Linked DNA regions of Homo sapiens: region 2 is linked to region 1. The links are chromatin loops, found by intact Hi-C in ENCODE. Cell type or tissue: natural killer cell. All regions are shown on one strand. Links, peaks and the distances in the headings refer to the core of each region. The heading gives the core; the rest is flanking DNA.

The links. Peaks named below come from ENCODE experiments on the same cell type or tissue, not always from the same donor. Only the 100,000 strongest peaks of a DNase experiment are listed, where the experiment ranks them.
Region 2: it touches region 1 in a loop (2.7-fold over the local background); 9 of 110 quality-filtered maps call a loop at or near these places.

The regions. Positions count from the first base shown.
Region 1 is chr10:45,006,181-45,011,572 of GRCh38, reverse strand. No RefSeq gene overlaps it. Among named protein-coding and RNA genes, the nearest start is that of ZNF22, 8.0 kb to the right of the region's middle. In natural killer cell, for the core only: CTCF peaks have their summits at 2,567 and 2,772 (motif pointing left); a DNase peak (open chromatin) is centred at 2,762.
Region 2 is chr10:45,578,241-45,583,632 of GRCh38, reverse strand. It overlaps a transcript of MARCHF8 not described here. Among named protein-coding and RNA genes, the nearest start is that of MARCHF8, 46 kb to the right of the region's middle. In natural killer cell, for the core only: no CTCF peak of the experiment used is centred there; DNase peaks (open chromatin) are centred at 2,502 and 3,032; H3K4me3 peaks cover 1,114 bases; H3K27ac peaks cover 2,808 bases.

The DNA.
Region 1 (5,392 bases), core at 286-5,285:
CTGAATTCAGCAGCACATCAAAAAGCTTATCCACCATGATCAAGTGGGCTTCATCACTGGGATGCAAGGCTGGTTCAATATACCCAAATCAATAAATGTAATTCAGCATATAAACAGAACCAAAGACAAAAACCACATGATTATCTCAATAGATGCAGAAAAGGCCTTTGACAAAATTCAACAATGCTTCATGCTAAAAACTCTTAATAAATTAGGTATTGATGGGACGTATCTCAAAATAGTAAGAGCTATCTATGACAAACCCACAGCCAATATCATACTGAATGGGCAAAAACTGGAAGCATTCCCTTTGAAAACTGGCACAAGACAGGGATGCCCTCTCTCACCACTCCTATTCAACATAGTGTTGGAAGTTCTGGCCAGGGCAATTAGGCAGGAGAAGGAAATAAAGGGTATTCAATTAGGAAAAGAGGAAGTCAAATTGTCTCTGTTTGCAGATGACATGATTGTATATCTAGAAAACCCCATTGTCTCAGCCCAAAATCTCCTTAAGCTGATAAGCAACTTCAGCAAAGTCTCAGGATACAAAATCAATGTACAAAAATCACAAGCATTCTTATACACCAACAACAGACAAACAGAGAGCCAAATCATGAGTGAACTCCCATTCACAATTGCTTCAAAGAGAATAAAATACCTAGGAATCCAACTTACAAGGGATGTGAAGGACCTCTTCAAGGAGAACTACAAACCACTGCTCAATGAAATAAAAGAGGATACAAACAAATGGAAGAACATTCCATGCTCATGGGTAGGAAGAATCAATATCATGAAAATGGCCATACTGCCCAAGGTAATTTATAGATTCAATGCCATCCCCATCAAGCTACCAATGACTTTCTTCACAGAATTGGAAAAAACTACTTTAAAGTTCATATGGAACCAAAAAAGAGCCTGCATCGCCAAGTCAATCCTAAGCCAAAAGAACAAAGCTGGAGGCATCACACTAGCTGACTTCAAACTATACTACAAGGCTACAGTAACCAAAACAGCATGGTACTGGTACCAAAACAGAGATATAGATCAATGGAACAGAACAGAGCCCTCAGAAATAACGCTGCATATCTACAACTATCTGATCTTTGACAAACCTGAGAAAAACCAGCAATGGGGAAAGGATTCCCTATTTAATAAATGGTGCTGGGAAAACTGGCTAGCCATATGTAGAAAGCTGAAACTGGATCCCTTCCTTACACCTTATACAAAAATCAATTCAAGATGGATTAAAGACTTAAACGTTAGACCTAAAACCATAAAAACCCTAGAAGAAAACCTAGGCATTACCATTCAGGACATAGGCATGGGCAAGGACTTCATGTCTAAAACACCAAAAGCAATGGCAACAAAAGCCAAAATTGACAAATGGGATCTAATTAAACTAAAGAGCTTCTGCACAGCAAAAGAAACTACCATCAGAGTGAACAGGCAACCTACAAAATGGGAGAAAATTTTTGCAACCTACTCATCTGACAGAGGGCTAATATCCAGAATCTACAATGAACTCAAACAAATTTACAAGAAAAAAACAAACAACCCCATCAAAAAGTGGGCAAAGGACATGAACAGACACTTCTCAAAAGAAGACATTTATGCAGCCAAAAAACACATGAAAAAATGCTCACCATCACTGGCCATCAGAGAAATGCAAATCAAAACCACAATGAGATACCATCTCACACCAGTTAGAATGGCAATCATTAAAAAGTCAGGAAACAACAGGTGCTGGAGAGGATATGGAGAAATAGGAACTCTTTTACACTGTTGGTGGGACTATAAACTAGTTCAACCATTGTGGAAGTCAGTGTGGCGATTCCTCAGGGATCTAGAACTAGAAATACCATTTGACCCAGCCATCCCATTACTGGGTATATACCCAAAGGACTATAAATCATGCTGCTATAAAGACACATGCACACGTATGTTTACTGCGGCATTATTCATAATAGCAAAGACTTGGAACCAACCCAAATGTCCAACAATGATAGACTGGATTAAGAAAATGTGGCACATATACACCATGGAATACTATGCAGCCATAAAAAATGATGAGTTCATGTCCTTTGTAGAGACATGGATGAAATTGGAAATCATCATTCTCAGTAAACTATCGCAAGAACAAAAAACCAAACACTGCATATTCTCACTCATAGGTGGGAATTAAACAATGAGAACACATGGACACAGGAAGGGGAACATCACACTCTGGGGACTGTTGTGGGGTGGGGGAAGGGGGAGGGATAGCATTGGGAGATATACCTAATGCTAGATGACGAGTTAGTGGGTGCAGCGCACCAGCATGGCACACGTATACATATGTAACTAACCTGCACATTGTGCACATGTACCCTAAAACTTAAAGTATAATAATAATAAATAAAATTAAAAAAAAACCCAACTTTTTGAATGTCAATGTGACGCCACAAGTGGAAAATTCCTCACCTGACCTCATGTGATAGGTCACAGTCAAAACTTTGTTTCATGTGCAGAATTATTAAAAATATTACCTTCAGGCTATGTATACAAGGGATATAATAAACACATGAACTTCATGTTTAGACTTGAGTCCCATCCCCAAGATACCTCATCATGTACATACAAATATTCCAAAAAATAATTAAAAATCTGAATTCTGACACACATCCGGTCTCCAGCATTTCAGATAAGGGACACTCAACCTGTGCAAGTTGAATGTGGAGAAACTACAGGACACGCTGTTTTCCATGATCTCTCCTTTGCTGCCATCTAGTGACAGTTTTGTGTAACGTCAAATAGAAAAAGTGTCTTCTAACAATGAAGTTTTGATGTGGCTATTTCCTCTACTTATGCAGCGCCCTCACTGGACTGAAGTATTTCCAACTGAGCCTGGGAATTTAATTTGCTGGTTTGCATCAGCAGTGACACTTAATCTCCTCAAGAGCACTTACTAAACTACACTCTGGGTCCTGCACAAAGCGACGCAAGCTGACTTCTGAAAATGACGTATGGTACTACAGCACAAGCAAAGGTCATGAGAGCATCATAAAAAGCCTATTATTGAACAAATACATGACACTACATTGGAGCCAGATGCCTTAGTGGGAAATGAGTTTTTTCTATAAAAATGTGCAGCCATGTGTATACGTTGTTTCATATTGTTGGTACTGTATCTTTGGAAACAAACTCTGGAAATATAATTTCTGGATCAGAGAGTAAATGCATATATACTTCTGCTAGATATTGCCAAATCCCTCCTCAGTATGGGTTGTAACATTTTGTATCCCACCATCAGCCTTAGTTTGGCTGGTTCTCCACAGCCTTACCAACAGAGTAGGTTTTACACTTTTGATACATAAGAAATAGTAGCTCCTTGTAGTTTTATTTCTCTTATTATTGTCCTTTCAGCCAAAGTCTAGCCACAAAAAGAGAAACCAGACCAATTATTCTAATAGAGAAAATGGAATACAGATGCTGGGTTAAACTGAAGTGGTGAACTTATCAGGCAAAGAAGAAACATGGACATAACAGAAAGTCTAACTAGCTATATTAAACTATGTGGAATACACAGAATGGACTCAGTTTTCTCACTGAACCTGAACTTCTCTTCATGACTGTTTGCCCCTGAATCATCATATTGTCCCCTCTTTGACTCACCTGCTTAAATTCTGATATTTAGCCTTTTAATCCCACTGAATAGAGAGGCTTCTTGTATCCTAGGGGACCCATTTAGATTGCCCTGAACATAGAGATATAACCAGGTTCTCTCTGGGATTTAAGGTTACTCATCTCAGAAGCTTCATTTAAATTGGCATACCCATCCTGAATTCCTGAATTCAAAAAATCTGTGCCTGAGATGTCTCTTGACAAATTGGGAGGTAGCATAACACATTAGTAACCTGGTGTTATGAACTTGGCACAGTTCCTGAAATGCTCTACGACGTAATCGACATTTATGACAAAGATAACATACAAAGAAACTTACAACTATGTCAGTTGATGTATATTGACGTAAAAGTTCTAAATAAAATACTGTCAGATATTATAACACCAGAATTATAAAATGCCATTACTTAGTAGGACTAAGTTGCTCAATCTATTCTGATACATTACCAACCATGTGGATCAAAGGAAAAAAATTATCATCCATAAAAAGACTATGAAAGATTTGTTCTTTCTATATTTAAATGCAATGATTCTAAGCAATAGAGCTATTTGTGCTTGGATTTACTGTAAGGAATGCAGCTATGAATTATGTTTCTGTCATTTTTGTCTCTTTCCATCACTCAGCAGTAAAATTTATCCATTTCAAACTGTTCTGGATTAATTTGCACCTCTTCTGAACAATAAAACAAGAAAAAAGTAATTCTTTCACCAGATGTCACAATGCTTTATTTGAAAAATGACAGAAAAGAATCTCTTAGTTATCAGTTTACTACAGAACTCTGAATTTAGGAAACAGCCATTATACTTATCCCTAAATGAGACTAAAATAGGCAGTCCCCCTATTTTACCAGTGTGGTGAGAAATCCTACTTTGGAGTCCCCTCAACATATCTAGGGTTACATTACAATCTAGCGCTTCATGTGGACCAGGAAATTGGAGGAAGGTCCTCTGGTCTTCAGTTCATCATGACTGCAATTGGGAAGTTCAATTGTCCAAGCTGGTTGGTCTGTTTGAAATCAATGTGCAACAGGGACCAGGCTCTTGCTCTTGGAGGTGAGTCCTCCTGGCACCCACTCAGCATCCTCTCATGGGTCCTGTCACACTCAGACTCTGCATGGTGGAGGGACAGTCACCCCTTTCTCCCATGTTTGAAGACACATATCAGTCTCAGGACAGATTTTCAACTTCCAGGGCTGATATCACAGGACATTCTAGCAACTCTGTGTGTGGGGACTTTCAACCCAGGCCAGAGAGTCATGGGATACAAATAAAACACACAAACAAGCTTTAATGCTGCCTTTAAGTCTCAGTAAGGAACAAAGAGAAGGGTCCCAGGACAAAAAAAAAAAAAAAAAAAAAAAAAAAAAAGGAAGTATGGAAGTATGGAAGTATTACAGAGTATCGGCTAGAAACAGAAAGACAATGTGGGGGAGGCGAGGCAGTGTTTCTCAATATGAACTCAAAAAGCTGTTTTTTCTCATCAGGCCACTAAAAGGATAGAACTTTTAAGACTGATGATTGGCTCCAGAGATGCACAAAAAAAGCAGGATGGGTGCATCAATCAGGACAGGTACCAAATCTACACTGAAATCTGTGGCCTATCTCAACAGTTTATTTCTCACTCATGGGATACCTAAAGCAGGTTGGCAAGAGACTCAGGAACTACCTAAATGTCAGCTCCACTTTGGCCTGGGAAATAGGAGCACAGAGAATCACCCAACAGCTTTTAAAA
Region 2 (5,392 bases), core at 238-5,237, 570 kb before region 1:
ACAGATCCGCATTCTTTTAATAATGATGTAGTATTCCTTTGCAGGTTGAGTTTTATTTACTATTCTATACTTAGTACCTAGCAATCAATAAATATTTGTGGGATGAGTGTGAAGAATATATGGGTACATATATTCATGAATTATTCAGCCCTTCCCCTGTTAGTTGATATTTAGTGTGCTCTGATTTGTATCTTTTAAAATGGTGTCACAGTGATCATTCTCATATATATATCTTTGAACATTTATGGGTGTATTCTTAGTCTAGAGCCCTAGAAGTGGAATTGCCTGGTCAAAGGAGATTTAAATTGGATAGTGGCAATTGGTTGTCCCGTTTTTATTTCAGTCTGTACTCCCACTAATGGTGTTTTGGTGTTCTTTCCCCTATTCACTTGCCTACAACATTATCTATTACCGATCCCTTATTTTTCTGTATCTTAAAATTAATGTTGAAATTTTTATCAAAATAATACTTGGACATTGTTTAAAAATAGCGAGCATAAAGTCTTGCAATGAAAAATAGAGGCAAACTCTATTCTTGTTATAATACCTATTTTTAATATTTCTAAACATTTTATTCCACTGTTATTTGTTTATCCACTTTAAATATTATGCATTGCCTTCCCAGTTTGATAGGTGAGGATTTGGACATCTTAAACTCCTCATTTACCATTTCCCACTCTCTGACTGTGGTTACATCCGTATTTTTAGTGAAATCAATAAGAAATATTTAGTTAGTGACAACTTAACTATTCATCTGCAAAGCCAGGTAGTAGTCTATGACTACATTTCCTTTCTTATGTATTTTTTAAGTTAAGTTACCTAGTTTTTTTCACCTGCATCACTTTTTAATACAGATTCTTGGTAGATGGATCATCTTTTCTCTCAGTATTTATATTTTTATAAAACAAAAACTGTCAATCCTTTCACACAACATCTGTACAACTTGATACAGTTCTGAGGGGCGAAAGAGTTAGGAAACTTGAATTCTGCTCCTGACTTTTCTGAATAGCTTGACCTCTGGCAAGCAGCCTTGCCTCACCTCTCTCTGCCTTGTTTACTCATTTATAAAAATGGGATTGGGTTTGAACTGGCTGGTCTCTGATTCCTTTCAGTTCTGCCATTCTGGTTTTTTTGGTCTCCTGTTTAATCTTAATTGTATCACTTAAATAGCTAACTGTAACAGCTTGTGGGGGGAGTGCATTTTACAACTTGGAGAAGAAAAAGGCTTGGATGAGAAAGACAAGATAATATGGAAACTTGAAGGGCTGCTGTATAGAGAATAATTAGGCTGGTTTCATGTGATTCAAAACTAATAGCTGTAGTTGAACGGGAGGTGCTCTGGATTCAGCATAATGGACACACTCCTAACAGTTAATTCCTGTCCAACATTGAAGGGGGCCACCTTAAGTGGTGGGTATTTCCTAACACTGAAAGGACAGAGGTCAAGGTAGATAGGCAAAATGATGCTTTAGAGACAGGTTGAAGTTATTTAAGTCCCAGCCAGCCAGGGATAGTACTGGATGGCTTCTCTAACCTTTTGGCCTCCCATAGGTGGACATTATGGCATGATAAGGTTGTTAAAATAATTTTAAAAAACATATTGTGGCGTGACTCATTGGTCATTACTTTAACCAAATTATAATAATGATGATTCATATACTTTTTTGAAAATCTGCTTTTTTTTTTTTTTTGGTTGAAGTGCCTAAGTACTGTTCTCAGTTTTGAAAATGTTACTCCTTTAAGTCTTGTGTAGTTCTTGATGATTCATCTGGGAAAGCAGCCCTTTTCTTCTTTTTGAGTGATCTTTGAAAGCTTGACACTTTCCCCGTAAACTAAGCTGGGAACTTTGAGTTTGAGTTTTTAGTTGCCACAACTGTGGGGGTGCTAATGGCACCTAGTAGGAAGGGCCTGTTGAGATACACAGCTAAATTAAATTTGTCATTGATTATGTGGGTGTGTTGCCAAGTTTTCTGGAGATGTTTACCAGTCTGGGCAATTTTGATAGTATTATCTTCTTACAGTTTCTGCTGTGAAGCAGTCTTTGAAGAAATATAAGATATTTATAGGAGCAAGCCCTTGGGGAAAAAAGCATTCTTACTAGTTTTATTTGATTAATTAATTAATTACAATGCCCTCATTCCCAATTCTTGAGGTAGAATTTTGATCACCTTAGCATCTGAGTGAGGAGGTAATGTGTGTGTTTACATTTCCTGAACTACCTCAGGTCTCCTCTAACCACTGGGTGTCTTGTTCCTGCTGAATTGTACTGTGCAGTAGACTCCACTGTATTAGTGGATGCATCAGTCTGTGGTAGGATTTCTTGACCTTAGCTCTGCTGACAGTTGGGGTTGGATAATTCTTTGTTGTGGGGAACTGTTCTGTGTATTGTAGGATGTTCAGTAGCATCCCTGGCCTCTTCCTACTAGGTGCCATTAGCACCACCACAATTGTGGCAACTAAAAATATCTCCAAGACACTGGCAAAATCCCCTGGGGTGATAAACTGCCCCTGTTGAGAACCACAGACTTACGAATACCGCTCAGCTGGTCCTCTGCCATGGTTAAGGTCTTCCTACTCTTGTCTGGTTTCTCCGTGTTCCCAGCCTTGCTCACAGCCTCCTCTTACCTGACTGTGCTCTGCTTAGCTAATTAGGCAGAAAGTTGCCAAGTAGAAGGTGGAATCAGTGGGGAATAGGGCAGAGCTGGAGTCAGGTGTGGCCCTGGGTAGGGGCTAAGCTCTGGCAGCACACAGATGGGTGTGTTTTTTTGTGGTAGCTAAGATTAGACTGCTAAAGCAAATGATCTTTGACATGAAAATAAACTGACAATACCACCGGTGGTCCTAGCGCACAATACTAATCAGGTATGTGGTATCTTTATATTGTCTCAAGCCTGCCTTGGAGTCTGTTGTTAACGAAAGCTCCAAGCATGTTTCCTCCTTAATGTTTTTATTTGAAAGAAGCAAAGAAAAGTGAAACTGGTTCTTGACGAACTTCATATTCAATATAGTTTCAGTTTTCAGGTGACTTAAATAGCTAGATACATTTTTTACATATATGAAATGAGGTGGGAGAGTTTGTAAATTTGAAGCAGCAAATGTTTACTGAATGCAGCCAGGTATGGTGCCATGGCCTCAAGAAATACTTGGAGTGCACAGGGAGTGAGACAGGCACCATCATGTAAGCGGTGGTAGTTCACAGATGGTGAGGGGTGAGATCTCATAAACTGGAGACTGGGACAGGTGTTCATATTCCCTACTTATTTTCATTTTCAAACAGTCACTGTTTATAATATGTCTGTTCTGAGCTTTATGAATTTTTTTTTTTACTTAAGATCATCCTAACTGCCCATTTTGTAAACTTTATTCTCTTAACATTTATTATGTCATATTTCCTGATTTTAAATAACTTCTAATGACTGCATATTGCGTTTTGTGGTTATATCCTAAGTTGTTTACGTAATGATTTCGCTATTGTTTAATGTGGATTATTTTAAGAATTTTGCTATTATAGTTATCATTTGATGAATATCTTCAGCATAAATTTTAGTCCACAGTTTAGATTATTTCTTTCAGATAGTGTCATGAAGTAGAATACTGTGGATTTTTTTTTTTTTTTTTTTTTTTTTTTTGGAGACGGAGTCTTTCAGGCTGGAGTGCAGTGGTATGATCTCGGCTCACTGCAACCTCCGCCTCCCGAGTTCAAGCAATTCTCCTGTCTCAGCCTCCCGAGTAGCTGGGATTACAATGCCCGCCACCACGTCCGGCTAACTTTTGTATTTTTAGTAGAGACAGGGTTTCACCATGTTGGCCAGGCTGGTCTCGAACTCCTGATCTCAGGTAATCCACCCACCTCTGCCTCCCAAAGTGCTGGGATTATAGGCGTGAGCCACCACGCCTGGCCTGGTGTGGATATTTTTAAGGCTCTTGATTCATATTGCTGAACTGCTTTCCTAAAAGATTCTAATTAATGCTTCCACTAGCAAGGTGTTGAGTGGCCATTTTAGGACATCCTTGCCAATGTTGATGTTTTCTAAAAAGAAAATTACCGATTTAACAGGTGGAAAACATCTCATCTTTCATTGACTTTTTGTTTTTGCTTTCCTTTAAAACTTCATTAGCTTCTTTTGTGCAGTTGGCTGTACATGTCCTTTTCCTGTTAATCTTTTGGAGGGGTTATAGTGCTTTTTAAAAGAAATTTGCTTTATATAGCTTGTTTATATATGAAAGGTAGTGACTTTTTGTCTGTCATTTTTGTAAAAAAAAAAAGCTTACCTAGTTTTCTAGTTATGTCTTTTGCTTTATGTGTAACTTACAGAAAAAATACACAAAGAATATAGAGAATTACTACATATAATTTACTAAGATTCACCAGTTGTTTGTATTTTACCTCATTAGCTTTATCACTCTTTCCCCCTTTCTTTTTATGCATATATGTGAATGTATTTTTTGTGATTCATTTGAGTTTAAGTTGTATAAGTCCTAAGAATACTTCAACATGTATTTCTAAGAGCCAGGGTATTCTCTTGCATAACCACAGTAAAATTAGCAGTCAAGAAATTTAACAATTGGTACGGTGTTGTTATCTAATTCATAGTGCAGTTTCAACAGTTGTCCCTATAATGTCCTTTATTGCCCTTTTGTTTTCCATGTCCAGTATCCAGTCCTGAATCGCCATGAAATTATCATATTTCTTTAGTCTCCTTTAATCTGGAGTACTTTGTTAACCTTTCATTGTCATTCTTGACATTGATCTTTTGGAAGAGTACAGATCAGTTATTTTTTTAGAATGTCCCTCACTTTTTACTTGTCTGAAATTTCCTCATGGTTAGATTCAGTTCATGCATTTTATGCAAGGATAACAAAAAAGTGATTTTTATTTTTCTCAGTGCAGCATATTAGGAGCAACCTGATGTCAGTTTGTTCTAATATTGCTGATAACATCAAACAGTTGGTTTAGTTGGTATCTGCCAGATTTCTCTACTGCCATGATACTGTTTTTCTCTTTGAAGTTAATATTTGTTGACAATGTGTTAATATCCTGTTCCTCATCAAACTTTCACCCACTAGTTTTAGCGTCCAGTGATGACTTTCCAACTGCATGCTTCCTTCTGTAGCTATTGATTGGCATTCTACTGTAAGGAAGACCTTTCCCTCCTCCCTCCACATCCCATTTATTTATTTGTTCAATTATTTATTTGAATGATTCATATACATATTCTTATTTAGTGGTCTGTAACTCATTACTGTTATTATCTTGATACTAAAATCATCCCAAATTTGGTCTGTGTAAACTCTTTCAAACTGGCTTCTGTGTTTTCATATGTCTCCAGAATTCTTTGAGTACCTATTTACTTTCTGGTGCAACAAGATGATCTGGGCTCATTTTGTATGG